4 separate regions of the Homo sapiens genome follow, and all the other regions are linked to region 4. Evidence: chromatin contacts called from ENCODE Hi-C or POLR2A ChIA-PET data. All regions are on one chromosome and are shown on one strand. The core of a region is the stretch at or near the end of the contact, and the rest is flanking DNA. Distances in the headings are between cores, read along the strand shown. Region 1 holds the start of SLC9A7 (solute carrier family 9 member A7). Region 2 holds the start of JADE3 (jade family PHD finger 3). Region 3 has its middle 21 kb from the start of SPACA5. Region 4 holds the start of LINC01560 (long intergenic non-protein coding RNA 1560).

What was found. A loop is a pair of places that touch in the nucleus more often than their neighbours do. ChIA-PET counts read pairs that join two places held with the same protein, here RNA polymerase II (POLR2A). Pooled maps may share reads with other maps.
Region 1: a loop to region 4 is called in a map of B cell, with 5 times the contacts of the local background. The contact joins the promoter of SLC9A7 here to the promoter of LINC01560 in region 4. A Hi-C loop is called at or near these places in 1 of 168 maps with a recorded cell type or tissue (B cell) and 3 of 50 pooled maps. POLR2A ChIA-PET finds 5 or more read pairs at or near these places in 1 of 52 experiments (CD4-positive, alpha-beta T cell).
Region 2: a loop to region 4 is called in a pooled map, with 5 times the contacts of the local background. The contact joins the promoter of JADE3 here to the promoter of LINC01560 in region 4. A Hi-C loop is called at or near these places in 7 of 50 pooled maps.
Region 3: a loop to region 4 is called in a map of ascending aorta, with 8 times the contacts of the local background. The contact joins the enhancer-like site here to the promoter of LINC01560 in region 4. A Hi-C loop is called at or near these places in 9 of 168 maps with a recorded cell type or tissue (A673, CD4-positive, alpha-beta T cell, CD8-positive, alpha-beta T cell and 6 more), 14 of 37 single-sample maps with no recorded cell type and 21 of 50 pooled maps.

Annotation. Positions count from the first base shown.
Region 1 is chrX:46,755,792-46,762,191 of GRCh38, forward strand. It overlaps SLC9A7 (solute carrier family 9 member A7), which reads right to left and starts at 3,327. Exons shown (of 17, transcript NM_001257291.2): 1 at 2,914-3,327. The coding sequence starts at 3,238. RefSeq lists silencers at 3,099-3,238, 3,259-3,608.
Region 2 is chrX:46,909,389-46,915,860 of GRCh38, forward strand. It overlaps JADE3 (jade family PHD finger 3), which reads left to right and starts at 3,033. Exons shown (of 11, transcript NM_014735.5): 1 at 3,033-3,331. RefSeq lists an enhancer at 2,806-3,100 and silencers at 2,841-2,970, 3,411-3,820.
Region 3 is chrX:48,024,440-48,030,953 of GRCh38, forward strand. No RefSeq gene overlaps it. Among named protein-coding and RNA genes, the nearest start is that of SPACA5, 21 kb to the left of the region's middle. Within about 2 kb of position 1,337, at least 2 of the 41 ENCODE cell types and tissues checked have a DNase peak (open chromatin) inside an H3K27ac peak, as active enhancers do.
Region 4 is chrX:47,478,853-47,486,093 of GRCh38, forward strand. It overlaps LINC01560 (long intergenic non-protein coding RNA 1560), which reads left to right and starts at 3,864. Exons shown (of 1, transcript NR_126059.1): 1 at 3,864-6,375. ZNF41 (zinc finger protein 41) reads right to left here and starts at 4,370. Exons shown (of 5, transcript NM_001324144.2): 1 at 4,243-4,370. RefSeq lists an enhancer at 3,805-4,104 and a silencer at 4,095-4,384.

The DNA.
Region 1 (6,400 bases), core at 2,077-4,576, 720 kb before region 4:
AGCCTGGGCGACAGAGTGAGACTCCGTCTTGGAAAAAAAAAAAAAAAAAAGCTATTACAAGACCAAGAAGCATACAAGGTTATATGGTGACCTCTCCCTCCCACTCCTATTTCACAGCCATCTAGTTCCTCTCCCCCAAGGAAACCAATGTTACTCATCTATTGCATGTCCTTCCAGAGATATTTTACGACTATACCAACAAATATATAAATTTATATATATATAAATTTATCTTAAATGTAAACGCTGTTCTTCTCAGATTAAAGTGTCACTTAAACACAAAAAGGTGGCAGAAATTACATTTTAAAACTTTTTCTCAAAATAAAGAGTTTTGAAATTCACAGTTGAACTCTTTCATTCATAAACATTTAAAAGTTAAATTGTTTGCCTCCAGAAATTAAGTTGGGTTCCCAGCACACAGTGGATACTTTAAAAATGTTTCCTTAGGTCTTTTTGTCGTTCCTTATTCAGAGCCAAGAGGACAATTACTCACTTCCTCTATTGATATAGAGAAATCAAATTTTATTTTTTACTATTAAAAAAGAGAAGTCTTGAAAAATCTTTACTGGATTTACTTGTGTTCAAAGATTTGCTTGACAGTAGTAATCATTTCATTGTGTTTATCAAAACATCATGTTGTACATCTTAAATGCAGACAATTTTTTAAAAGATTTGCAAACTGAATTTTAAGATCAGTTTAAAATCCCCATCCCAATAGTCTTCAGTATACTATGAATAATTAGCTAATCACATGACATTAGAATTCAGATTAGGGGGACCTTGCAGTAGAAGACCAAACATACCTGAGAGAAAGAAGAAATGTTTTCTCACAATTACAGACAGTCCTTAAAATATTAATATTTGGCATAACCTGAGACATCACATATTGACAAACTAAATTTCTTTATACATTTAAAGAAACACTAATACTCAAAGATATAGAACAAAATTACACAGGAATGCTGAGATGATATTGCCTTTTCTGAACAGCCATCAGTTACACTAGATTTGTAACTTGATTGTTCACAAAATAAAACAGTACACTGTAGCACAACCAAATGGCTGAAAGATGGAGGTGAGTTTTAAAAGTACGTATCAGCAAAGGAAAATTCCACTGTTGTCTTTAAGCCTTAAGATAAAGGTGATTGAACTCCTCAGAACACGGAGTACTCTCCAGAAAATATATTTTCAAATCCCCATTTATTTTCCATCCCTTGAGCATGTGTTTACGAATCTGACAAATCTACCTCCTATTTCACATTGTCCTTTAAGAAACTGGGTCTAGGGCCTATTAAATAAAAATATTTTCACGGTTATCTATATAAAGGCAATTTTCATTTGCATCATGGCTTGGAGTCAATCACCTGCAATGACCACGTGCTTCAATTCCCCCCTGTCTGTCTTCTCAGGAAACCTCCCAGCTTACCTGCAGGCCTGGCATCAGTCATTTATCACCAACTGACACAAACCACAGAGCTCAACAACGGTCAGGGATGGAGGCCAAAGTCTGTGTTGAGACCTATAATTCGCAATCACCAAACTCGGTTTTAGACCTGGTCCTGTTTCAAGATCTGTGTAGGTCACTACTTCATCAAAACTGGAGGGCTCTTAACAGCGCTTGCCCCTTACACGGTTTGGCTGCGAGGGCCTGGTGGCCATGAGCCCCGGCTGTCAACAACTAATCAAGAAACATGAGAAGCAAGGCCCAGAACCAAGGGTAATTTTCACATTAAAGGTTAAGGTTTCTGCTTTCCATTCTCTATCAGGGCACCTGGATGGAAACTGAATAAAGAAATCCCTCAGTATATGTGATAAAATAAAATTTTCCCCGTTGGGAACAATCATGAAGTGGCTCGTCTATTTCGTGTGAGGATGCCAATTCAGGGGCTTTAACACCACTGAATTACATTCAAAAAGAGAATACCTGACTCCACTTTGGAGTCATGGGCAGGGCGAGGGGGGAGGCAGGGGGCACAGAAGAGGAAGAGGGATGACTCAGATTATGGCTGACATCCATGTAATAAAGGGAGATTTGTACTGACCACTGTGCATGTAACACACTGTGTACCATTAAATCTAGAAAAGGATGGTAGCATCAGCCCACCCCTAACAACAAAAGATGGCTGACTCCGGAATTAAAACCACGACTTTTCCCCTTCATACATTCGGAAATGTATCTCAAACTCACTCCCTGTTACCGTCTTAGGAATACAAAAGCTCCTCTTCGTTTGAGAAAGCAAGTAACTGGGTATAACTTTCCACTCGGGACATAAGAGCAGGAGGCGTGCCTGTCTCCTCGTCCAGGCCTGACATGGTGGTGCCACCCACTCTGGGTCCTGGACCACTGCTCACCTTTCACCACACTTCATGCTCTGACTTTATCATTAAGAGACCTGGGAATGTGGACCTCAGGAGTGGGTACCCACCCAGGCTGACCATGGATGTGGCGTCCAAGAGGCCCCACTAACCCATACCCAAGCAAAGACACTTTCAGACTTCGTCCCCACTCCCTACTGTGGCCTGTCCCCTGAGGTGATGCAGTCACCTGGGAAGCCACCCACCTCCAGCCACCACGCAGGCACACACACCCTATCGAGCTCAACTGGAGCGGGAGGTGGTGGGTAAGAGGTTTGCAACAGAGACCGAACGGGGCAGACGGAACCGGACCACCTCTGTCCCTTTCATTTTCCTGGGTTCCCAATGCAGAAACGTGGAATAGGGGTGGAATTGTTTTTAACGGTAGCAGAGAGCCAGAAAATGCAGACAGTTGACCTTGGGAACCAACACCGTCGCAGCGGGAAACGTAAAAGAAACGGAACACGTTGGCAAGTGAAGGGGGAGCACCGCGCGGCGCCAGGAGGAGCGCGGCGGCCGAGGGGTGTGGAGGGCGGGGGGTGTAACAGGGGTGCTCACCATAGATCATGGCCAGCCCGGTCTCGTGCAGAAAGCGCACCCGGCGGTGCTTGAAGAGCCAGATGGTGAGGATGGTGAGCGTGAGCAGCAGGATGAAGGTGAGCAGGCTCACGCTGTCTTGCCGGTGGCTCTCCTCCGCCTCCTTCTCAGTAGCGAGCTCCTCCATGGCGCTGCTGTCCTCCGCCGCCGCCCCAGAGGAGGAGGCCGAGGCCGCGGCCGCGACTCGCAGCCCCCAACCCAGCAGCAGCGGCAGCAGCAGCAGCCGCGGCGGCGGCGCCCCGGTAGCCCGACCCGAGCCAGGGCGCGCCGCGTCACCAGGCTCCATGGTCCCGGGGCCCCCCGCGCCTCCTCCGAGCGGGGACCAGCAGCCCGCGCCGTCGGCGGGTTCTGGCAGCACCGCGGACCTGCCGGAGTGGCCGTGGCCGCTGCAGCTCCTCCTCCTACTCGCGCCGGGCCGGGGCTGCGCCCGGGGCCGCGCGGGGGAGGGGCGCGCGCAGTGCGCAGGATCCCCAAGCACCGCCCCCCGCCCGCGCACCTGTTCGTCCCCCGGCCGCGCCACGCCGCACCGCCCCGCGGGCCAACCGAGCCACCCAGGCGGGGCCGGGTGTTGCCCTCGGGTCTGCGGGCCGGCCGCCGGCTGCTTGCCTCTCTGCGCTTCTCACCCCGTCCTGGCGCACCTGCCCAGGCAGTCTGGGGTCGTGGGGCCAGTTCATGGGCAGCCGCCGCCGCACTTCCGAAAGGGGACGCCAGAGGTCGCCGGCGCCTAGCGGGAGCATCGGCTTGGAGTGACTAGCCTTGCGGTCTCGAGTCCCGTCTCTGGCGCCACGGCGAAGTGTTTAATCTCAGGCCAGTGTGCAGCCGCCCTGGGCCCAGTAAAGTGGGGGCTGTCAGTGAACCGAGCAGCCCCGAAGCCACGTTAGCCCCTACACCTCTCTTTCCTCATCTCTCAGGTTGCCCTTCCAGCCCCAGAATCTGCTAGGTTTCATTCAAACCTCTGTTCTCATCAGACTCAAATGTGAGGACTGATAAGGAGTTGGAATCGGGGGAGGGCATTGAAGTATCTCCTTCCTCACTTGAGGGAATAGACTTCGTCTGCGCTGTGCTACTAATCCCCTTGGGGAATAGGGTTGAACCAGAAGGAACTGAACGCTTGCCATTCCTGGTAGATGAGCAGTAGCTGGTCCTAAGGTGGTGGTGGGGGGTGGGGGTTACCCTGATGACCCTTTCTTTTATGTTGCTCACCTGGTAGCTCAGAGAGTCTTTTAATGACTCTTAAGACCAAACCCAGCTCTGAACAAAATTATGGCGTGGACTCTGAAGGATGAAGCCTCTTGGAACAAATTCTCAGGAAAACTAGAATCTTCAATCCACCTTGCTCCTCTGGTCAAGGAAGAAACAAGATCAGATTAATCACTGAGTTCCCAGTGCTTAGCACTGTACTCATGTGTTTATTGAACCACTCTGAAATCTCTACCAAAACTGCCCATGTTTTCGCTCCCAGGGGAGTTTGCATTTTTAAGAGGATTCATTGAAGAAGGTGATGCTTAACCAAATGAAATAATAGGGTAGAGGTAGCATTAGGTAAGAAAACTCTTTGGAGTACTGCAGCCTTCCTGGTTCCCCTGTAGGTGAGCACTCTGCCAAAGCTGTTTAGTGGTTTCTTTAAAGCAGGGAAATCTCTTCATCTACATTTTAGCTAGCCCCTTTCCCAACTCCTCTAGGCAGTCACTCAGCCCCTGCAAACATCCGTATACCTTGAAGTTCCACACAGGTTTCCAATAAAATTGCAAATACTTAAAACCTGGATGGGCACTGTGTTGGTCATAATATTATGCCCCTTTGGGTGCCCAGTACTCAAGGACAGAATTTCTCTCTTTAGAAAAGGGCAACTCAGGAGCTACCTTAAAAGTACAGACTTCTTAGTATTTGTGGCGGATTGTATTTTTTAAAAAGATGGCCACAATCATATTTCCAATCCCAGAACCTTACCATCCCCCATCAAGAAGGGGCATCTATGTTCCCTCCCCTTGAACCTCAGTGGACCTTTGTGACTCCCTCAAAGAATATAATGTGGTAATGGAGATTATGTGATTTGTGAGGCTAGGTCATAAAAGGTAATCTAGCTCCTGCCTGTTTCATTCTGTCACTTTCCACTCTAGCTAGGCTGGGCACGGTGGCTCACGCCTGTAATCCCAGCACTTTGGGAGGCCAAGGCGGGCGGATCACCTGAGGTCAGGAGTTCAAGACCAGCCTGACCAACATGGCAAAACCCTGTCTCCACTAAAAATACAAAAATTAGCCGGGTGTGGTGGTGTGTGCCTGTAATCCCAGCTACTTGGGAGGTGGTGGCACGAGAATCACTTGAACCTGGGAGGCAGAGGTTGCAGTGAGCCAAGATTGCACCACTGCACTCCAGCCTGAGTGACAGAGTGAGACCCTGCCTCCAAAAACAAAAAAACAAACAAACAGACAAAGAAATCTAGCTACCTGGAAGCTGACATACTGAAGAAACCATGTAGAGAGACCATGTAGCAATAGAGGTAGATGCCACAGGAGACCCAACTTTTTGAGTGTTCCCAGCCCAAATGCCACACATGTGAATGAATGAGTCTTCAAATCAATTCATTCCCAGCCACCATCTTACTGTAGACATATGAGAGGCCCCAAGCAAGAACCATGTCGCTGAACCTAACCAACATCTGCAACTGTAGCATAATAAAATGATTGGTGTTATTTTAAGCTACTAAGTTTGAGGGTGGTTTCTTCCACAGCAATAGATAACCAGAAGAGTATTTATTATGTAAAGTAGTTCCCTTGGGTAGAGTATGAAAAGACTAGTCCCAACCATTCACAAATACACACCAAAGAAAACACTCCATTATCTCTACATATTTATGTGTGAAAACTAACCTATATAATACAGGAGTTCTGATTTCAGTTAACACAGAATAATCACACTAAACCCATTACCTGCTACTGAATACAGCTATAAAATGTGAACAGAATGCATGCAGCAACTATTTGAGGACTCTGGAAAGTAAATTGTACCACATAAACTGAGGAAAAACAACAGAATTTGAAGTAAAACTGAACTGGCGGTGAGTTTACCATTTTTTTCCTCCAGTCTCCACTAGACTGGACTCAAGGCAGCTTAACACCCGGAAGGGAGCATCAACATGGACAGAGAGAGCTCCAGGAAAAGCAGAAAATTGGTCTCCTAATATTCAGAGAAAGTAGGAGAAATGTGCCATTTTTTTTCTTTTCTCCATTCTCTTACATTTTAGCCAATAAGCAATCCCACTGTGGCACCTCAGTCAACAGTGACAATGGAGACAGCAATACCTTCAAGCACCCAAAAAATGCTAAGGGAGGGGAGAACCTTCCTCTCTGTTTGAAGTAGCTCTGGTCCCAAGACAGTGGGGCCAAAACCTCAATGATATATATTTTTTCACTCTCTCTGTCCTGATGCTTGGCCCAAGACATGGGC
Region 2 (6,472 bases), core at 1,783-4,282, 570 kb before region 4:
TAGACAAAAATATGAACCTCAACCTTAGGTTTAGATCCTATATAAAAAGTAAATGAATCATGCACTTAAATGTAAAATATAAAACTATAACACTTATAGAAGGAAAGATAAGAGAAAATCTTCAGGACCTGGAGCTAGATGAAGATGTCTTAGCCATGACACAAAAACATGATACATAAATGCAAAAATTGATAAATTGGACATCATCAAAATTTAAAATTTGGTCTGCAAAATCTCTTAAGAGGATGAAAAGACCAGCTACAAACTGGGAAAAATATTTGCAGATCACATATCTGACAGAGGACTTGTATCTAGAATGTAGTATACAGAATTCTCAAAATTTAACAGTAGGAAACAATCTGATTAGAAAATGGGCAAAAGACTTGAACGGACATTTCACCAAAGAGGTTATACAGATGGCAAATAAGCACATGAAAAGATGCTCAACAGCATTAGCCATTAAGGAAATGCAATTTAAAACAACAATGAGGTATCACTACACACCTATTAGAATGGCTAAAAGAAAAAGATAGTGACAATACCAAATGCTGACAAAGATGTGGAGAAACTAGATCTCTTATACATTGCTGGTGGTAATATAAAGTGGTATAGTCTGGAAAAGTTTGGCATTTTCTTGTAACACTAAATATACACTTACCATCTGACCCAGCAATTGCACTCCTGAGCATCTGTCACAGAGAAATGAAAACTTATGTTTACACAAAAACTTCTACATTAATGCTCATAGCAGTTCTATTCTTAATAGGCAGACATTGGAAACAACTCAAATGACCTTCAATGCATGAATAAACAAACTGTAGGACATCCATACTACAGAATACTACTCAGTAATAAAAAGCAACAAATCATTGAGACATGCAACAAACTTGGGTACATCTCAAGAAAATCATGCTGAGTGAAGAAAAGCTGATTTCAAAAGGTATGATTCCATTTATGTAATACTCTTGAAATGACAAATTTATAGAGATGGAGAACGTGTTAGGGGTTGCCAGAAATTAGAGGAGGAGAAAGCGGTGACTGTGACTACAAAGTGTAGCAGGAGGAATCTTTGTGGTGGAGAAAAAGTTGATTGTGGTGATTACACAAATTTAAATGTGTTAAAATTGCACAGAACTATATACACAGACTCAGAAATCAGTGCATGAAAATTGATGAAATCTGGATAAGGTCTGTGGACTGTATTAATGTTAATATCTATATTGTATTATAGTTATCTATTACCATTGGGGGAAACTGGGCAAAGGGTACATGGGACCACTCTGTACATTTTTTTTTACAACTTCTGATGAATCTATAATTATTTTTAAATAAGTATAATAAAGTGAGATAAGTCTGAAGGACTACGAATATTTTAGAACTCACGCATTTCCATATTATGGAATATAACTAGATCTTTAACATGGAAAACAGACAAAATACAAAAGAGCCTACATTATTGTTCATCCTAGAAATGTAAACGAAAATAGCCCAGGACAGTAGCTCATGCCTGTAATCCTAGCACTTTGGGAGGCCCAGGCAGGCAGATAGCTTGAGCTTAGGAATTCAAGACCAGCCTGAGCAACATGGTGAAACTGTCTCTACCAAATAAATAAATAAATAAATAAGTTGGGCCATGGTGGCATGTGCCTGTAGTCCCAGCTACTTGGGAGGCTGAGGTGGGAGAATCACTTCAGCCCCGGAGGTGGAGGTTGAAGGGAGCCAAGAGGTTGCAGTGAGCCAAGAGATCTCACCACTGCATTCTAGCCTGGGTGACAGGGAGCCCAGAGGTTGCAGTGAGCCGAGATCGAGCCACTGCATTCCAGCCTGGCGACAGAGTGAGACCCTGACTCAAAAAAAAAAGGAAAAGAAAAAAGAAAGAGAATGAGTTCATCATAGTTGCATATAGCACATTTCCAAACCCAGAGAGGTAAGCCAAAAAGGTTTGTTGCTTAAACATCTATATTAGGATTCAACCAAAGGATCAGAACCAGTAGGAAATTATATATATATATATATATATACACACACACACATATATATATACACACACACATATATATATACATACACACACACATACATATATATATACACACACACACACATACACCCACGGTGCCCAGCCTGCCAGAAGAATGCGTGGTGGGAATATACGTATATATACTCCCTGTTCATTCATTTCTTCGAAGCTATTGTCTTAGACGATTATGGTGGCCAAGTAAATCCAAAATCTGTAGGGCATACAGTCAGGAAGGGAAGATCAGGAGCAGGCTGGAACCAATGGACATAGGCCAAAGGTGTCATCCATAGGGGAAATTCTCTTTCTCTGACGTACTCAGCACCCTCAGCCCTGATTGAAAGGCTTTCCAACTGATTCCGTCAGGCCCACCTAGATTATCCAGGATTATCTCCCTAACTTTAAGTCAACTGATTAGGAGCTTTAATTACATCAGCAAAATACCTCCAGAGCAACACCTGGATTGGCATTCGATCAAATAACTGTGGGCGATAGCCTAACCAGTGGACACATCGAAAAAGCCACACAACATCACAAACCACCTGTGCTGGCAACTGAATAAATGAATTATGTTAATAGCCACCTTGGCTTTATTATTACAGGTAATTCAAGCACAAGCGACATAAATCAATAGCGGCCACCGAGTTGATGTATGAGAGTCCCACTTTGGAACTTCAGAGTTGGAAGGGGCCATGAAAAGCTTAGTTTGTATTTCAACACAGCCGAGGCATCTGCACCTCGTCCTCTCTAGCGCTCGGCGGGGCTGGGGCGTCTCGGGCAGTGGCGCACCCAGCTGGACGGGAGGGGAGCCCACCTGGAACGCGGCGCCGCGGGTGCGGGAGCGGCGAGTGGGCGGGGCGTCGAGGCGGCGGGTGGCGACGGCGCCCAGCCCGCCAGAAGAACGCGCGGCGGGCAGACGGCTGGGAGCCGCTCCGGTAGGGCGAGCGCGGCCGGCGGTGGGTGGGAGGAGAGGTTGGGGGAGGAAGGAAAGGGAAGAGGCGGAGCGTGGGAGCGCACAGTGTCAGGAATACAATAGTGCTCCGCGCCGCCTCAGCCGCCGCCGCCGCCCAACCGCCTGCCCAGCGCTGAGGCCTGACGGGCCGGGCGGACGAGGGCCGAGGGCGGGAGCTGAGGCGCGGGGGGCGGCCCCGGCGGGGGGCGGGGGCGAGGAGGGGATTAAGGGGCAGGTGCGAGGGAGGGAAGAGAAGAAAGCGAGCGGTTAGGGGGGCGGTTACCACTCCGACCGGACTCACCCGGCACATTGCCGGGCCGCGGCGTGGAGCCGGGCAGGAGCCGCGAGCCAGCTGCGCGAAGGTAGGCGCCGCGGAGGCCGGACCCGGCGCGGGCGAGGTTGGGGGCGTCGCACCGGCTGGGCGGCGGGAGCGGCGGCCTCCGGGAGTGGAAGCGGGCGGCGCGGAGCGCACAGTCCCGGCCCGGCCTCGCCGCGCTCCGGGTCGCTCCGGTTCCACATCGTGGTCGCCTCCGGCGTCCCCGGCGCCTTGGGGCCGAGAGCGTGTGTGGGCTGAGGTAAAGTGCCTGGTGGCCCCTCTGCCCGCCCGGGTAGTGCCTGGTGGCCCGGGCGGGGGGCGGGGGCGGACGCGCGAGCTCGGCTGCAGCTCCCGGCTACACCGGGCAGGAATTGAGCGCCATAACTGTTGCGGCTCTTTCCTCCGGTGCCCCCTCCTGGCGCCCCCTCCTCCGTTCCTGCCCTTTGCCTGGCTTCGGGGCTGACGGGGCCAGACCCGTGGCGGGAGGACCTGCTCTGTCGGCCGCCAGGGGTCGGATGCTCCAGGGAGCGAGGGCGCGCCCTGGCTGTTTAGCTGTTGGGGGGCGGAAAGAACCGAGTGCCTGGAGAGGGGAGAACGGGTGGTGCTGGGTGCGGCGAGGCACCCCGGGAAGCCCGGGTGCCCACCCGGCGGGAGCGGGAGCGCGGGCGCCCGGCGGGCTGGCGAACTTTCCCTCCCACTGGCGGCATTGTTCGAACTGCGGGTCCGTGGCCGCCGAGCGTCGGGCGGTCCGGGGGTGGGAAAATCGTGAGGGCTTTGCTAGTCTTCCGGGGAAATTTTCCCACCGCTGGGCACGGCAAAGTTAACTTTTCTCCAGCTTTCGAGTTCGTTTTATTCCCTCCGCCCCGGGGGCCGTAGTTTGTTTTTTTGTTTTGTTTTGTTTTGTTTTTTGTTTGTTTGTTGTTTTTTTTAATAGCCTTCAATCTTTTTCTCCCGCTTTTCACAGCAGAGCCAGTGCTTCGGTGGAGTCTAGCTTTAAATTGCACAGGGCAGCCTGAGTTTGTTATTTGTGAGGAGGGGGTGGCGGGATCTGGAGTGAGTGACCACAATGGTGGTATGTGGAGGCATGTTTCAAAGTTTTTATCGCTGTGCGGCCCTGGGACATATGTGGCTACTAGGGATTTGGCAAGAAACTTGTTTGGCCGCTTCTCCGACTTTGAGTTGCAAGGAAATCCGTGGCCTCAGATGTGCGCGAGTTGTTTGTGTGTGTGTGCCGTGAGGTGCGTTTATCTATGAAGCTGAGGATGAGATTCCCCCCTCCCGCCGTCTGATTGTGTAAGAAGTCAAAACCGTGTTGAAGGTGATTCCAGTGGTGGCCTGGAGGGAAAGGCGACCTCATTCCCTGTGTTCAGTCTGATAAAGTGAACTGCTGCTCTCTAAACTTGGGAAGTAATGAAAAATAATTTAGGTAAAAACTGGTTGCACAACGTCTTTGCTTAGTTTAAGCAACCCACAATCCACTTTCCCAGACCAGTTCTCCTGTTAAATACTTTCCCTTTAGCCACTTCTTGTCAGCCTAGGCTGGGAGGGGGAAAGAGTAGGGCTGAGAGAGGAGTCGGTCTGAACAAAGCATTGTGTTTTTATTTAGTTTAATACTTCCAAAACATCTGTAGACAATGGGAGTATGGGTCCCGGCCTTCGTACCCTTTGAGTAGTGTGGTTCTCATGCTTTTGTAGCATCATGTGATTACTCTTCGGATACGTAAAAATAGATTTTTTTTCTTTTTTGTTTAACCTAAGAGTATTCTACCTCCATAACATATCATTTTCTCTTTCGTTTAAAGTGAGCTCTGAGCTTAAATACTTGAACTGTAAAAGGATAATACCCTCTCTTCAAGGATTACCTGAGACCGTTGAGAAGTGTTTCAGTGCCCAGCGTGTATTCAACTTTCAATCGATGTTAGCCACCATCTTTGCCACCTTTTCTCCAGTTGTGCTCTTCTTTATGCTTTTGTTTGCTAGAGAATAGCTTTTAACCCAATATTGTTGCCTTGCTTTCTGTCCAGTCAATTCTGGAATACTCAGGGGTGCAAGTCTGGCTCTAGAATTCACACTTTCTCTCTCCCCTCTTCTCTGAGTCATGTTGCTTGCCCTCGGCAATGCGATGTGAATCTGGTCATAGGTAGAAAAAAGTAGAGAAAGGCTTCCCACTCCTCCCTGAAGTGTTGTGACCCACCTTCAGGCCCGTAGGGGAGATTCCCAGGAGCAGGACAGGTGATGGTGCAGGGCTGGCATCATAGCTAAGAAGTATGGATTGGTGAAAGTTAAAGAAGAAAGGGTGTTGAAGACTTGTAGGTTTAGTATTGTCCTCTCCTTTAATAATGCTTGTCTTTTCCCTCTCTTGTGTTCCACCAACCATAACAACCCATTTTTTCCCCTAACCTACACAAAGCCATATCTTCTTTCTGCCCACTGCTTTGAGGTCTGGCTGGAACTAGGCAAGTATTTTGGAAGAGGTGGGGGAGGTAGGAGGCATCAGGTGCTGGTAAAGACATGGCATTAGGGAGGGCTCTTACAAGCCTTGATCAGAGTTACAGAGAGCCAGTCCAAAAATGAAGCTGAGCATTATCAGGGGACATAATGCACCTACCTCCTTGTGGAGCTTACACAAAATAGGAGCTGAGAAGACAGAGGTAATATGCTGTCTTACATTAAGAAAATCTCTCATTGAGGTATGATTTACTATGATCTTGACTTGTCCCACAATATAGGTGAGAAGTGAGTGTTAGGTGACACCTGTCTGGCACTCTCCTAACATGGGGACACTTTAATGGCTCACAAGTTTCTGTTGTTCCAGTTACAGTGGCTGGGAAAGCTGAAACATTCTGGTTTGTATGGTGGGGAGGATCTAGGGTGAATGGGTAAAAGTGATGAACAAATAAACGGGTACTAGCAAGTAAGTGGTCATTACAAACCAAATAACTACCACTTTGAGTTTTCTGATTTCTGGAATCTTTATGACTCCCTCATGGTTATTTTTGCCTTGTTCCTGTAGGTCTTTCCATAGATAATAACAACAAAATTCTTACCATTAGAACTGCCTCTGTGCTTTTCTTGGGAGAAAGTAAAAAAAAAAAAAGGGTCCTGGGAAAAACTTGCCCGATTTCATAGCTAGGCTTGTGAAAAGGAAGGTGATAAGTCAGAAGACAGCCGACTGAATAAAGGACCT
Region 3 (6,514 bases), core at 87-2,586, 540 kb after region 4:
AGTATTGGCATCTTAACAATGTTAAGTTTTCCTTAATTATCCACGAACACTTTCCTTTTATTTAGTTTTATTTTTTATTTAGTTTTTCCTTTTATCTAGTTTTCCTTACTTTTTTTTTTTTTTTAATGGAGTCTTGCTCTGTCACCCAGGCTGGAGTGCAGTGGCGTGATCTTGGCTTACTGTAACCTCCGCCTCCCAGGTTCAAGCAATTCTCCTGCCTTAGCTTCCTGAGTAGTTGGGATTACAGGCAACCGCCACTATGCCTGGCTAATTTTTTTTGTATTTTTAGTAGAGACGGGGTTTCACCATGTTGGCCAGGATGGTCTTGAACTCCTGACCTCAGGTTATCCACCCGCCTCGGCCTCACAAAGTGCTGGGATTACAGGCGTGAGCCACCACACCTGGCCTTCTTTACTTTCTTTCAGCAATGTTTTGTACAGGTCTTGCATCTGCTTGGCTAACTTTATTTCTCAGTATTTTATTCTTTTTATCCTATCGTAAACAAAATTGTTGTCTTAATTTCCATTTTGGCTTTTTCATTGATAGTGTATAGAAAAGCAATTGATAGTTGTATGTTGATCTTGCATCCTGCCATTTAGCAGGATTTGTTTATGAGTTCTAACAGTTGTTTTTTTTGCAGATTATTTAGGATTTTCTATATATATATAAATCATACCATCTGGGAATAGAAATAGTTTTACTTTCTTTCTAATTTGGGCATCTCTTATTTCTTTCTTTTGCCTGAAAATTTATCTGGCTAGAACTTTGAGTACAATCTTTAATAGAAGTGACAAAAGTAGGCATCCTTATCTTGTTACTATAACTCTCTACCCTTAAACTTTTATGCCAGAATTTCTAAGGACCAGATAGAATGAATTATGCCTTTACTGTTATATAAGTAAGCCAAAGATGGCCTCTATGTTTGACCCCCAGGTTGTTTATTTCTTCACTGCAGGCTGAGACCCCTTAACTCAAAAGTTTGCTGGCACCAAACAAATTTTTACATACCCAAATATTTCATAAATAGCCCAAACACATAGATTTTTAGCCACTGAGAGTCTTCCTGCTTTACATACCCCAGAAAACCTGGTACTACATCTTTCATCTTTGGGGAATAGATAAGTTAGGCCCCAGGCCATAAAATACCCAAAGCTGCTGCTGCTGCCCTTCAGAGTTCTCTGACCCAGAGAATTTTCTCTTTGCTGCTGAATGACATCACCTAGACAAATAAGCCCCCGTCTTGATGCCCCAGCACTTCCCTTGTCGTTCTGCCCTTCCGAATAGTTGACCAGTGGCCATAACCTCTGTACAGGCTCGGGCTGTGAGGGACTTCATGCAAACCTGTCACAGAATCACCCCATAACCCTTATTGTGCTACGCCACCTTGTGGTCATTTATTTCCTTCATCAGCGCCCTAAATCGCTCAAACTCCCTGTAAGTGACAAAGAGGAAAAGGGAAGGATTTCTGGTAATCATGAAATAGATAGGAGACAGTAGGACAAATAATTGGTAAAAGAATCCTGGATGGTCTCAAGCGGTGGAACTCTAAACTTGGAATGCCATTGCATCAGTTTGGCATGGGACTGCTTTGTGCTGTGTCACATACTCTACATTTGTGGGTTTTCTCTGTGCCTCACTAGCCTGGCCAAGCAGTAACACCAGTATTTGAATGAATCCACTTCATTAGAACTGACTTTTGGGATCAGGTGTGGAACTGCCTGGGGAAGGAGGTCACCCTGCCCGCCTGGAGCCCCACTAGGCAGGGAAATGCTGGGGCACGCACAGGGCGCTATAAGGCCTGTGGGTCTGAACACAAAAGGTTGGGGGAGTACACATCTCTGGACTGAGGGTAGGCTATCCTGACCCCATGACTGGCTAGAGTGGTAGGAGCCCCGTGAGTTGGCCCTGTGATTTTGGGTACCCTGAGACGCATATGACACGTGAACATGGCTATAAAGCAGCGATGTCGGGCTGACGTGGATCCCCTAAGCACAGCTGGGGGAGGCGCTTTTGTAAACAGCTAGCATGCCTCTGTTCTTGTCGCATTTGAATTTGCTATTACAGATGACATCATTTCTGTTCCTTTCCGGAGCAATATCAAGACCCCAAATTTGTTGAGGTGGGGCAAAACTGTTACTTCACGTGACTAAAGACGTTTATATTGCTGTCCCAACCAGGACTCCAAAGGAGGTGGCTGTCCTCTTGAATCCAAACCAGGGGACCCATGTTGGGCTTGCGCGCTTCTCGCCAGGACACGGCCCAGAGGGTAGGTCTCTCATTCATAGTAGCCACATTAAGCCTGGCTGTCTACTCTAGTCTATGATCGGGGCATAGAATAATAATAACCCTTATTGTGCTACGCCACCTTGTGGTCATATAATCTTCTTTCATCAGAGGAGACCAGAAGGCGTAGAAGACCCCGGAGAAGAGGACTGGCGCCCTCTAGAGGATGACGCGACACAATACCACCATGAGAGAGTGAGGAACTTGACCTTCTCCTTTGCCAGTCACCAACAGCAAAGTCAAAAAAACAGAAGAGACAACAGGGGAGGGTCAAGAAGGAGAGGCCATTTCTCATTTGGAGGAGGAGACACCCTCTGTCTCACCCGGAGCCCCTGCCTGTCCGTAAGGACCTAGCCAGGGAACCAAATGAAAAAGCTACCGATGGCCGGGCGTGCTGGCTCACGCCTGTAATCCCAGCACTTTGGGAGGCCAAGGCGGGCGGATCATGAGGTCAGGAGATCGAGACCATCCTGGCTAACACGATGAAACCCCGTCTCTACTAAAAATACAAAAAGAAATTAGCCGGGCGTGGTGGCAGGCGCCTATAGTCCCAGCTACCGGGGAGGCTGAGGCAGGAGAATGGCGTGAACCCGGGAGGCGGAGCTTGCAGTGAGCCGAGATCACGCCACTGCACTCCAGCCTGGGCGACAGAGCGAGACTCCGTCAAAAGGAAAGAAAAGAAAAGAAAAAAGCTACAGACAATGTATCGAACAGAGCACAGCAAGCTCCACCTGACAGGGGCTGAAGTGAAGCACTTGGCTGCCCCAGGACGGTATGGAAAAGTGGCTTCCCTACTAAAGGATTCTGCACAGTTAGTACAGAAGCTGAGAGTGACTCCCAGGAGGCTTTGCATTGCAGTCCATGTACACCTGGTCAGTATGGATTTTGCATTTTTGTGAATTTTGGTGGCTTGGAAAGCTGCCCACCCTACACGAGGCCTCACAACCCCCTGGGCAGAATGGCGGTGGAAAACGTTAGCTGAGGCCAAAGATGTCCTCCATCAGCTCTGCACATTCCAGTGGGATTATCTGGTGACAGATGGCAGGGCATGAGGACTCTATAGTCTGAGGAGGCTGAATGGAGTGCTGAGCCCACACAGTAGTTTCTCAGGGAGCACCTGACAAGTACAAGTCCTGATTTCTGTCAGCGATGGCTAAGGCTAAACAATCCACCAGGCCATGGCTGCCCTGGATGGAATAGAATCTCATGGAGGACAAACTCACAGCCCAGTGTTGCCTGCAGTTATGAAAACAATGCCCCACCTGGCCTAAATCACAAGGAACATCACCGGCAAGGCCGCCCCCTCATAGTGCAAATAAACCACCACCAGCCAGGCCCCCAGTTGAGCGGGAACCCTGAGATGCACGGAAGAGGTCATCTATTAGTCAGGGTTCTGCAGAGCAACAGAACCAATAGGAGGCGATATGTCTACGTCTATGTGGAGATATGTGGGATTTATCGTAAGGAATTGGCCCACATGGGCCCAGAGGCCCACAGATCCCAAGACCTGTAGTTGGCAAGCTGGGAACCCAGGAGAGTGGGTGGTGCAGGTCCAGTGTGACGGCCAGCAGACTTGAGGCCAATGAAGAGCTGACGTTTTAGCGCATGCTCCAAGGCGGGAATAAACTGATGTCCCAGCCCCAGCACTCAGGCAGGAGGAGTCCTCTCTGACTCACGGAGGGTCAGCAGTCCTGTTTGCCTCAGGCTTTCAACTGGCTGGGTGGGGCCCCCCACATCTAGGAGGGAGGTCAGCTTCACTTAGTCTTCCAGAGAAAGGTTAAGCTCACCCAGAAACACACTCACAGCCACACCCAGGACAGTTTGATCCATTGTTTAGGCACCCTGTAGCCCAGGCAAGTTGACACGTAAAATTCACCATCCCGGGTTGTATGGAGCCTCAAGGGACAAGAGGATCCCAAATTGGATGTGCTCTGATAAATCAGTGCAACAACACAATACGAGCCAGGGTGAGGGGACAGCCATGGCAGGCCTCTGCTTCCAAGGCAGCCTCACCTTCAACACCTGCCTTGATCTCTGCCAGTGACAGGGACCCACCCCACACAGATCCCGTGGTCATGGAAGCAGGTCCCTCTGGCAGACAATCAGCCTTTTCCACATTAACTGTGGTTTGCCCTTCAGCAAATCAACACCACAGGCCAATACAGGTGCTGGAATCTCCCTCATCCCAGGCAACATTCAAGCTTTAAAGGGCCCTCCCCAGGAGGTGGCCCGCTTGGGAAGAGGAACCAGGAAAGCATCATCACCCTCTTCCCTATTCAGGTTGGCCCAGGGTTGCTAAAAGACGTTTCTGTCCTGGTTGTTGTCCCCAATCTGCCCCTTTTCCCATCGCTGGAACGGGCCCTCTCAGTCAGCGGGTGACCTCAGAGAACGGCCTAAGGGTCCTGTGCTATTGCTGCCACTGACAGGTGGGAGCCAGTTAACCAAGCCCCTTCCCCTGCTGGTGTGGGGTTCCACACACCCCATAGCAGCGGAGGCAAGTCCTGCTGCGCTCACTTGGTTAGGGAAAGGGAACGAACTCCTACCATCTCACCTTCCAGCTCCCCAGTACGAGCTGTGCTGAAAGCCACTACTAATGTGTGAGGCTAACTCCAGACTACGGAGCCTTAAACAAGGCTATCCCCTTGCTTAGAGCACTTCTACCAGACATCTTTGCCTTAAGACGACATTCAAAACAACCTGGCTAAATAGTTTGGAGTTGAAGAGTCTGCTGACATGTTCTGTTCTGTGAAAATGTCCCAGGAGACTCACCACAATCGCCTTCCCCTTCAGGGCCAACAAGACACCTTGTACTGGTCGACTCTGGAGTGGTTCAGTAGCTGCCCCCCACCACGATTGCACACGGGATTTGCACACAGGCTTTGCACACAGGACCTGAGTGCTGCCTGCACCCCCGTCAGAGCTCGGCTTTGCCATCACATTGGCAACATCCTCGTCACTGAAAGGGACCAAGGCGCTGTCCCACAGGTGGTCGCAGTCTTGAGCAAGCACCTCACTGCGAGGGGATGGACAACTGCCCCTCTAAAAGGTCCATGGCCCCTCCGGGTCTGTTGAATTCGGGGGCAACGTGTAGAACTCAGAAGGGCAAACTGTACCTGATCCTGTAAAAGACAAGCTCTGGCTGGGCGCGGTGGCTCATGCCTGTAATCCCAGCTACTCGGGAGGCCGAGGTGGGTGGATCACGAGGTCAGGAGTTTGAGACCAGCCTGGCCAACGTGGTGAAACCCCATCGCTACTAAAAATACAAAAAATTAGCCAGGTGTGGTGGCAGGCGCCTGTAATCCCAGCTACTTGGGAGGCTGAGGCAGGAGAATTGCTTGAACCCAGGAGGTGGAGCTTGCAGTGAGCCGAGACCACGCCACTGCACTCCAGCCTGGGCAACAGAGAGAAACTCCATCTCAAAAAAAAAAAAAAAAAAAAAAAGACAAGCTCCCAGAACTGCAGCCTCCCACACGCCCAACTGCAGCAGATGTATTTGGATTCTGGCGCCACCACATCCCCCACTTCCAATATTTGCTGGGCGCTATCTGTGGAGTCCCCCTTACCTCTTCCACTCTCCAGTGGGACCTGAGCAACAGAAGCCACATAAACGCATGCAGGCTGTTACCTCAGCTCCCTGACCTGCCCCGAGGGCAGGACTCACAGTGAGAAGGTCCAGCCGCCTCCAAATTTGCTTCCTGGAGCATCTGCCCCAAATGCACAAGCGAGCACCTACCCATGGGCTTCAGCTGTAGGCGGCTGCAGCCTCAGCCCAAAGGTATTCGCCATGAGAAAGGCACCACCTGGCAGCGCCCTGGGCACTTCTGGAAATGGAAGCCCTTCCTGGGACATAGCCCATCACCCTACACGCTGAGATTCCTAGTATGCCCCGTGCAGTGGGAGAAGCTCCCCCTAAAACCCTGATCAAAATAGAAATGAGCTCCACTGGCTCCAGCTAAACTCGGCCCTCCTGGAGTGCCACAACCTCCATGAGCAAACTGCCACGTGCCCTGACTGTGACACGAACTTTAGAAACCCTAGAAATGCCTCCACCCCTTGCTCAAGGGGAGCCAAAGGGAGGAAGGCCACAGCACTCTCAAGACAGGAAAAGCAATGCTCTTTCTTTACAGATGGAGCGAACATGGGGAATACGAGAGCCAGACACCCGCAGCCCCGCACCCCAGGCCACCAGTCCACTTTCCTTGTCGGGGAGGGGCCCCAGTGCGGGCAGGCT
Region 4 (7,241 bases), core at 2,614-5,113:
GAACCCAGGAGGCGGCAGCTGCAGTGAACTGAGATCCGGCCACTGCACTCCAGCCTGGGCGACAGAGTGAGACTCTGTCTAAAATAAATAAATAAGGCAATCATAAAAGACCACGTTTTATGATTCCATTTATATAAAATGTCTAGAATAGACCAATCTATAGAGACAGGAAGTAAATTAGTGGTTGCCTGTGGCTAGGGGTGAGGGTTGGGAATGAGGAATGATTGCTAATGGGTACGATGTTTCCTTTTGGGATGATAAAATACTCTAAAATTAGATTGTGATGATGGTTGCACAATTCAGTGAATATGCTAAGAACTGCTGAACTGTAAGCTTTAAATGGGTGAATTTTATGGTAGATGAATGATACAATAAAGCTGTTAGAAAAAAAAAATCATAGCTAGTAAGTGCCAAGCAGGGTTGCAAAGCCAATGTCTGGCAAGGGGTAGGTATTCAATAAATGTTTATTGAATAGATTAATGAATAAACACCTTTCACATTCAAATAAAAAATGCCCAAGTTATTTTCATTAACATTAGCAACAAGATAGCAAATACCCTCTATTAAATGTCACTCAACATTGTTCTGAAAGCTCTAACTAGTGCAACAGAAGATGAGGTGATCAGAATAAATATTTGAAAGGAAGAGACAGTATCATTTTTAATTGGATGGAATACGATAGCTAGGAAAAGTAAGAGACTGTAAAAAGCAACTACATTCATATGATAATTTGGTAATTGGATTGAATATGAAATAAAATTATAAAAATAGATTTTCCCTATGGAAATAGAAAAAAAATATGCTATTCACAATGATGATAAAAACAAAGGTAAAATATCTAAGGATGAACTGTTAAAAAAAAAAAAAGGTGTTGGACCCATAAGAAAACTATAAAAATTATAGTTTTAGTGGTTATTTTTGAAACTAGATAAAATAGTTTTAACATTTACATGGAAGAATAAGGCTGGGTGCGGTGGCTCATGCCTGTAATCCCAGCACTTTGGGAGGCCGAGGCACGCAGATCACGAGGTCAGGAGTTTGAGACCAGTCTGGTCAATATGGTGAAACCTCGTCTCTACTAAAAATACAAAAATTAGCTGGGCAGGGTGGCACGCGCCTATAGTCCCAGCTACTTGGGAGGCTGAGGCAGGAGAATTGTTTGAACCCGGGAGGTGGAGGTCGCAGTGAGCCAAGATTGCGCCACTGCACTCCAGGCTAGGTGACAGCAGAGCAAGACTCCATCTCAAAAAAAAAAGAAGAAGAATAAACGCACAAGAAAATTAATTAAAGCAACCAAAAAGAAAGCAAGGGGGACTAGTTCTACATGATGTTAAAACTATTTCTAAAGTCAATATGATTTTTTAAAAAGGAGTAGATACATATATCAGAAGAACTAAACAGAGTTCAGAAATAAAACAATACACATTTGGGAACTTATGTGACAAAAGTGACATTTAATTGAATTAGAAAAGGGTATTCATTTAACGACTGGTGCTGGAAAATTAGCTATCCAAATGGAATATACGAACTGATTCCATCTCATACCATACACCAAAATAAATTCCAGTTAGATTAAAATTTAACTTTAAAAAATTGAAATAAATATATTAAAAATAAATTTAAGGCGTATTTGTTTGAACATGAAATGAGGAAGTCACTAGGCAAGACAAGACACTCAGAACCTGTAAAGGAAAAAGGCAGATATATCTTAATAGATGATTTTTTAAAAATCAAATGTGAAGACACCTTTCAAAGTCAAAATATAGAGATAGAGGAAATATAGTTACAATATAGGTTAATATTCACAAATTAGTAAGAAAGACAAACCACCTAAAGGAAAAAAAGGGCAAAGGATATGAAAAAGTTTAAATATATATTTCAATGGCCAATAAGAATGAAATAATGTTCAGTCACTAGTTGTCAGGAAAACGCACATCAAGGCAAACTAGATACCCTTGTGTTTGGCCCTCAGAATGGGGTAAATTAAAAAAAAATCCAATGTGGAACAGGATTTTGGAAGAAGCCTTCTCATATGTTGCTGGTGGGAGTTCCAATTTTACAAAAGTTTTGGAAAGTAGTTTGGTGGTATGTATTGAACTTAAAAGCATCATTCCTGCACGTAATGATCACTCAGGTGACAGCCTCTAACCACAATTTAGAAATCAATAACAAAAATGTCAACGTTTTGGGAAATCAAAATCTCATATCTAAATAACCCAGTGGTAAGAGTGAACATTGCAACTGCAATTAGAAAACATTAGAAGGAAACTATAGTGGAGATGCTACATATCAAAACTTGTGGGTCAGATGCTCACGCCTGTAGTTCCAGCACTTTGGGAGGATGAGGTGGGAGGACTACTTGAGGATTGCTTGAGGCCAAGGAGTTCAAGACCAGCCTGGGCAACATAGCAAGACCCCAATCTCTACAAAAAATTTAAAAATTAGCTGGGCAAGCCTGCCTGTAGTCCTAGCAACTTGGGAGGCTGAGGTGGGAGGGTCACTTGAGCCTAGGAGGTTGAGGCTGCAATGAGCCATGATGGTTTCACTGCACTCCAGCCTAGGCAACAGAGAGAGATTCTTGTATCTTTAAAACAAAAATCAGCCTGGGCAACATAGTGAGACCCCGTGTCTACACAAAATAAAAAATTAGTGGGTGTGGCAGCACATGCCTATAGTTCCAGCTACTTGGGAGGCTAAGTTGGGAGGATCGACTGAGCACAGGAGGTTGAGGCTGCAGTGAGCCATGATCGTGCCACTGCACTCCATCTCTGGGCGACAGAGTGAGACCCTGTCTCAAAACAAAATAAAACCGAACAGCAGCAACCACAACAAAACATGTGACACGGAGCTAAAGTGTTCTTAGAGAAAAATTTATAAACTGAATGTTTATATTATAAAATAAAATGACTGGATAGTAAGATAAGCATTAAATTCAGGACTTTAAAAATGAGAACAAAATTAAAAAACAGAAAAGAAATAACGAAGTTAAGGGCAGATATTAATGACAGAGAAACAAAGATACAGGAGGACCAACAAAGTCAAAAGTAGGTTTTGAAATAACCTCATCTCAGACCTAAAGACCACCTATCACTGACCCCAGGAAGCTGCATATCTGATTCCACAGCCCCCCATCACTAGTCCCAAAGAAACGCATCACTCACCCAGCAGGAACCTTGGTCAATCACCCAATAAACCCCATCCCACACCTCACAGACCTCCAGTAGTCACCCCGCACAGCCCTTTCTTACCCCCACGGACTTCTCATCACTCATCTCACATATACCTTATCACTCACCCTAGAGACCCTGTATCACTCACCCCACAGACCCCCTTATTATTCACTCCGGTGTCCCCAACACTCATCCCACAGGCTACCCATCAACTTTCTCTAGTGACCCATCACTCACCCACAAACCCCAATCACTCATTCTGCACCTCCCTATAAATGACCCCAGAGAAGCCTCCTTACTCATCCTACTGAGCATCTTCGAGTACAAAATCCATGTCATAACATCCCCATAATTATCTTAATGCTTGATCCATGTCATAACATCTCCATATTTATCTCAATGCTTAAGTGGCCCTAAGTCCGTCTGTTAAACTCACTCCCAGAGCCTTAAGTCCTGAAAACTGCTTCGAGGAACCCCGGCGCTTCTGGACTTGATCTGCACATGCTTAGTGTCAGCTCCGAAGCGGCCGCTCGCCCACAATTACACCTGGTGGGTGCCCTTACACCGCGCCGGTGCGTGCGTGCGCGTGCGCGTGTGCGTCGAAGGAGAGGCGGGCTTTCCAATTTCCTTCAGTGACTCTCAGGCAAGGAACATGGCTGTCTCCTTGGGAGTGTCTCTACGGGAGCCGCCATCTTGGAAGGGCGGTCATTTCTGCCGCGGAGCCCGCGGTCCCCTACTCGATATACCCCTGTGGGATTTTCCAGTGGCCGAGGCACTGGGCCATGGAATGTACCACCAGGCTTCTCCCCTCCGCCGCAGCCTCTAGGAGTTAGTCACCTCCGAGGCCCCGGCGGGCGAGGCGCTTTGCCTCTTCCGCCCTCAGGGTGCCCTCGGCCTCAGGCCGTCCCTACCGGGGAGCCTCCGCCTCTTTAAATATCGCCCAGCCCCCACCCCCAGGAGCAGGTCGCGAGACGCACCCGCCCCCGCCCCTGCCGCCGCACTGCTCTGTGGGACGCGGCGACCCCTCTCCCGCGGCGGCCGGGACCCCGCGCCCACCGCGTCTGGAGCCCACCTGGCGGCCCCACTGGCTACATTTCCGACCTGGACCCCGGCCGGCTGCGGGAAACACTCGGCGTCTCGGCTGTCACCGAACCTGTGCAGTTGCCGCGGGGGGAGTCGTGCGTGTCAGATTTAGGCCAGGAAGCGGAAGTCGCCAGCAGCGAGAGTTTAACCTCTGTGGGCGCAGAGGGTTGCGGGGATTCAGCGCCCGGGACCGTGGATCTGTGCAGGGAGTCATAGGTGTGTGTGACATCAGTGGTGGAACATTTTGGCTCGTTTTCACAATTCAGTCATTATCCTTTCTGCTTTCCTCCTGGAAGCATTAAGGTTGAAGTTTTCTTCTAAAGATCAAAGTTTTGATTTGTTATATTAGTTCGGATTTGTTTGATTTTTGTTTGTGTTCGGTTTCAAGTGCTGATTTGTAACTTTTCTCCCCCCCCCACACACGCCTTTTGACCCCTGAATTATTTAAAAGTCCATTGTTGGAGTGGCAAACATCCTCCGAGACTCAAAGGGCAAGGCCATGGGCGCTTTATTCCGGCTGCTGCTCCAGGAACGTGGGAAAGCAGCGGAGTTTTATTCTAGGGGAAGGAAACAAAGGCGGCCGAGTGCCAGCTGCACGTTTGGTGGGATTTGGTCATCAGGGGTGGACATGCTGCCCAATGGAGCTGTCGGCAGTTTGACCCAGCTTGGTCCGTCGCGTCCTGTTCTAGGAATCGATTATTCAAAGAAGGAATTTAGAGGGACTGCAGAAAATGTTACAGGTCTTAACACCATTTTGCATTTCCGCAAACGAACAAGAAGTTAATCCCTGTGTTAGTGATTTCTAAGCCCATTTGCCTTGTGGCCCAAGAACGTTGAGTTTGAAATTTGATGAAACTTGCCTTAAGGCTCAAGTACGAGGCCAGCTTTCAAAAATGGTTTTGTGCCTTGATTGAAAACACTGTATCTTCTAGTTGTTGGATTTATCGTACTCTGCGGCTCTATTGGTTCAAGCTTGTGCGTTGGGCCTTTTAAAATGTGTGTTTCCTGATAATTCCCTTCAGCTTGTCAACTGGGGGTGATGTGGCAGGGAGAAAGAGAGAGAGGAGAGAGAGAGACTGTACTGGCAGGTTTTCCTTGTGCTATTCAATTTTTGCTTCCTATGTTTTGAAGTTTTATTATTAACTGCAGGTTTCATTACTGAATAGATATAGCCAAATTCCTTCCCCCAAAAGATTATAAAGTTTCCTAGTCCTACCAGCAAAATCATTAAGTTCATTAAGGCAAATCCCCTCCAGCGCTGGATGTTGATGCTGTCTTTAATTTTGTATTTTTCTGACTACTTTGTGCAATTGAGGATTGTTTTGGTCTATTGGCCATTTGGCTTTTCTCTTTTGCAAATGTTCATATCCTTTGTCCAGTTTTCTTTAGGGTGATTTTTCCTTTTCGTATCAATTTGTAAACAGTGTACAAATTACATTGTACATTAGGGATATTAACAGTCTGTCAGTTACACTGTACATTAGGGATATTACATTAGAGATATTAACATCTTTGTCCATTAAGGATATTAACCATCTGTCAGTTACATTGCAGTATTTTTCCCTAAACTCTTTTTGTCTTTTGCATTTTATGTTTTTTTAAATGTGCAATTAGAAAAATTTTATATGGGCTGGGCACAGTAATCCCAGCACCCATCTCTACTAAAAATAAAAAAAAAAATAGCCAGGCGTGGTATCTCAACTAAAAAAAAAAAAAAAAATTGCCGGGCATGGTGTTGGGCGCTTGTAATCCCAGCTACTCGGGAGGTTGAGGCAGGAGAATCGCTTGAACTTGGGAAGTGGAGATTGCAGTGAGCTGAGCTCGGGCCACTGCACTCCAGCCTGGGTGATAGAGCAAGACTTCATCTCAAAAAAAAAAAAGAAAGAAAAATTGTATGTGTAATATGTAACTAGTGAAATGTAGCCTCTGATCAGATATGTCTAAACTTTCTTTTATGGCTTTTGTATATCCCATCTTGCCTAGTTTCACTTCCCTATTCCAGATAGAAAGATAATCTTAACATGTATTTCAGTGTTTTTATTGCTTTAATTTTTTCTACTTTAATCTAGTTGGAATTTACTCTGGTATATGGTATGAAATCAAGATCAAGCTTGAACAAGAAGCCTGTGTCACACTTTTTTCTGTGTCAAATAAAAAGAGACTTTAATTAGAAAGACAGACTATTGCAAAAGGGAGAATGCTCCCATCTCAGAAACCTGAGAGCATCTTGAAACCAAACAGAAAAAGGCTTTTCTTGTAGAGGGTAAGGAGGCAGGCAGAGATAAGCAGAATCTGTGGAAAGGAAGCTGCACAAACAAGGGGGAATGGCCAGTGGGGTCTGCCAGGAAATTGTCCCACAGTGGTGCGCCCATTCCCAGGAGAAGCTGAGAAGCAGGGTCCATTGGGAGGGGAGGAATTTCGACTTTTTTTGATGCTTGCCCAGGCTCGGGGGCAAGCAGAGTTAGGAGCTTGTAGGAAAGAAGCCTGGTTCAAGTTTGGCTAAAGAGCATTTTGTTCCAATTGATCAGTGGAGACAAGCAGTTAGGCTTGTCATCTATGAGGCAAAGAATGGGAATTTGGAGAGTGGGTGTCTGGCCTTCTCATAGGTAAACAGGGGACATCCGTGACTTCTAAGTCATATGGGGAAGGATGGTTCTTTGCAGTAAGCCATTTTCCAGAAAAGCCATTTTCCCTTTGGAGTAAGGGGATTTCTTGACCTGCACTGCTCACCAGGATGAGGTAAAATTCAGTATTGCCAGTTGGCACCATTTATGAAACACACCACCTTGTAACCACTGAATTAAATATTGCTTCTGTCATATAAGTTCACAAATATGCTTAGCTTGACCTGAACTCTATTTTGTGTCTGTAGTCTATTTGATTTCAAGGGATTTTTGTTCTTGCAAATTTATTTTCTAGGAATTCTCTGAAGTTTAAAATCATTTAATCAAAAATGAATGCTACCAACCCGTCCCCCACCCCCCGCAA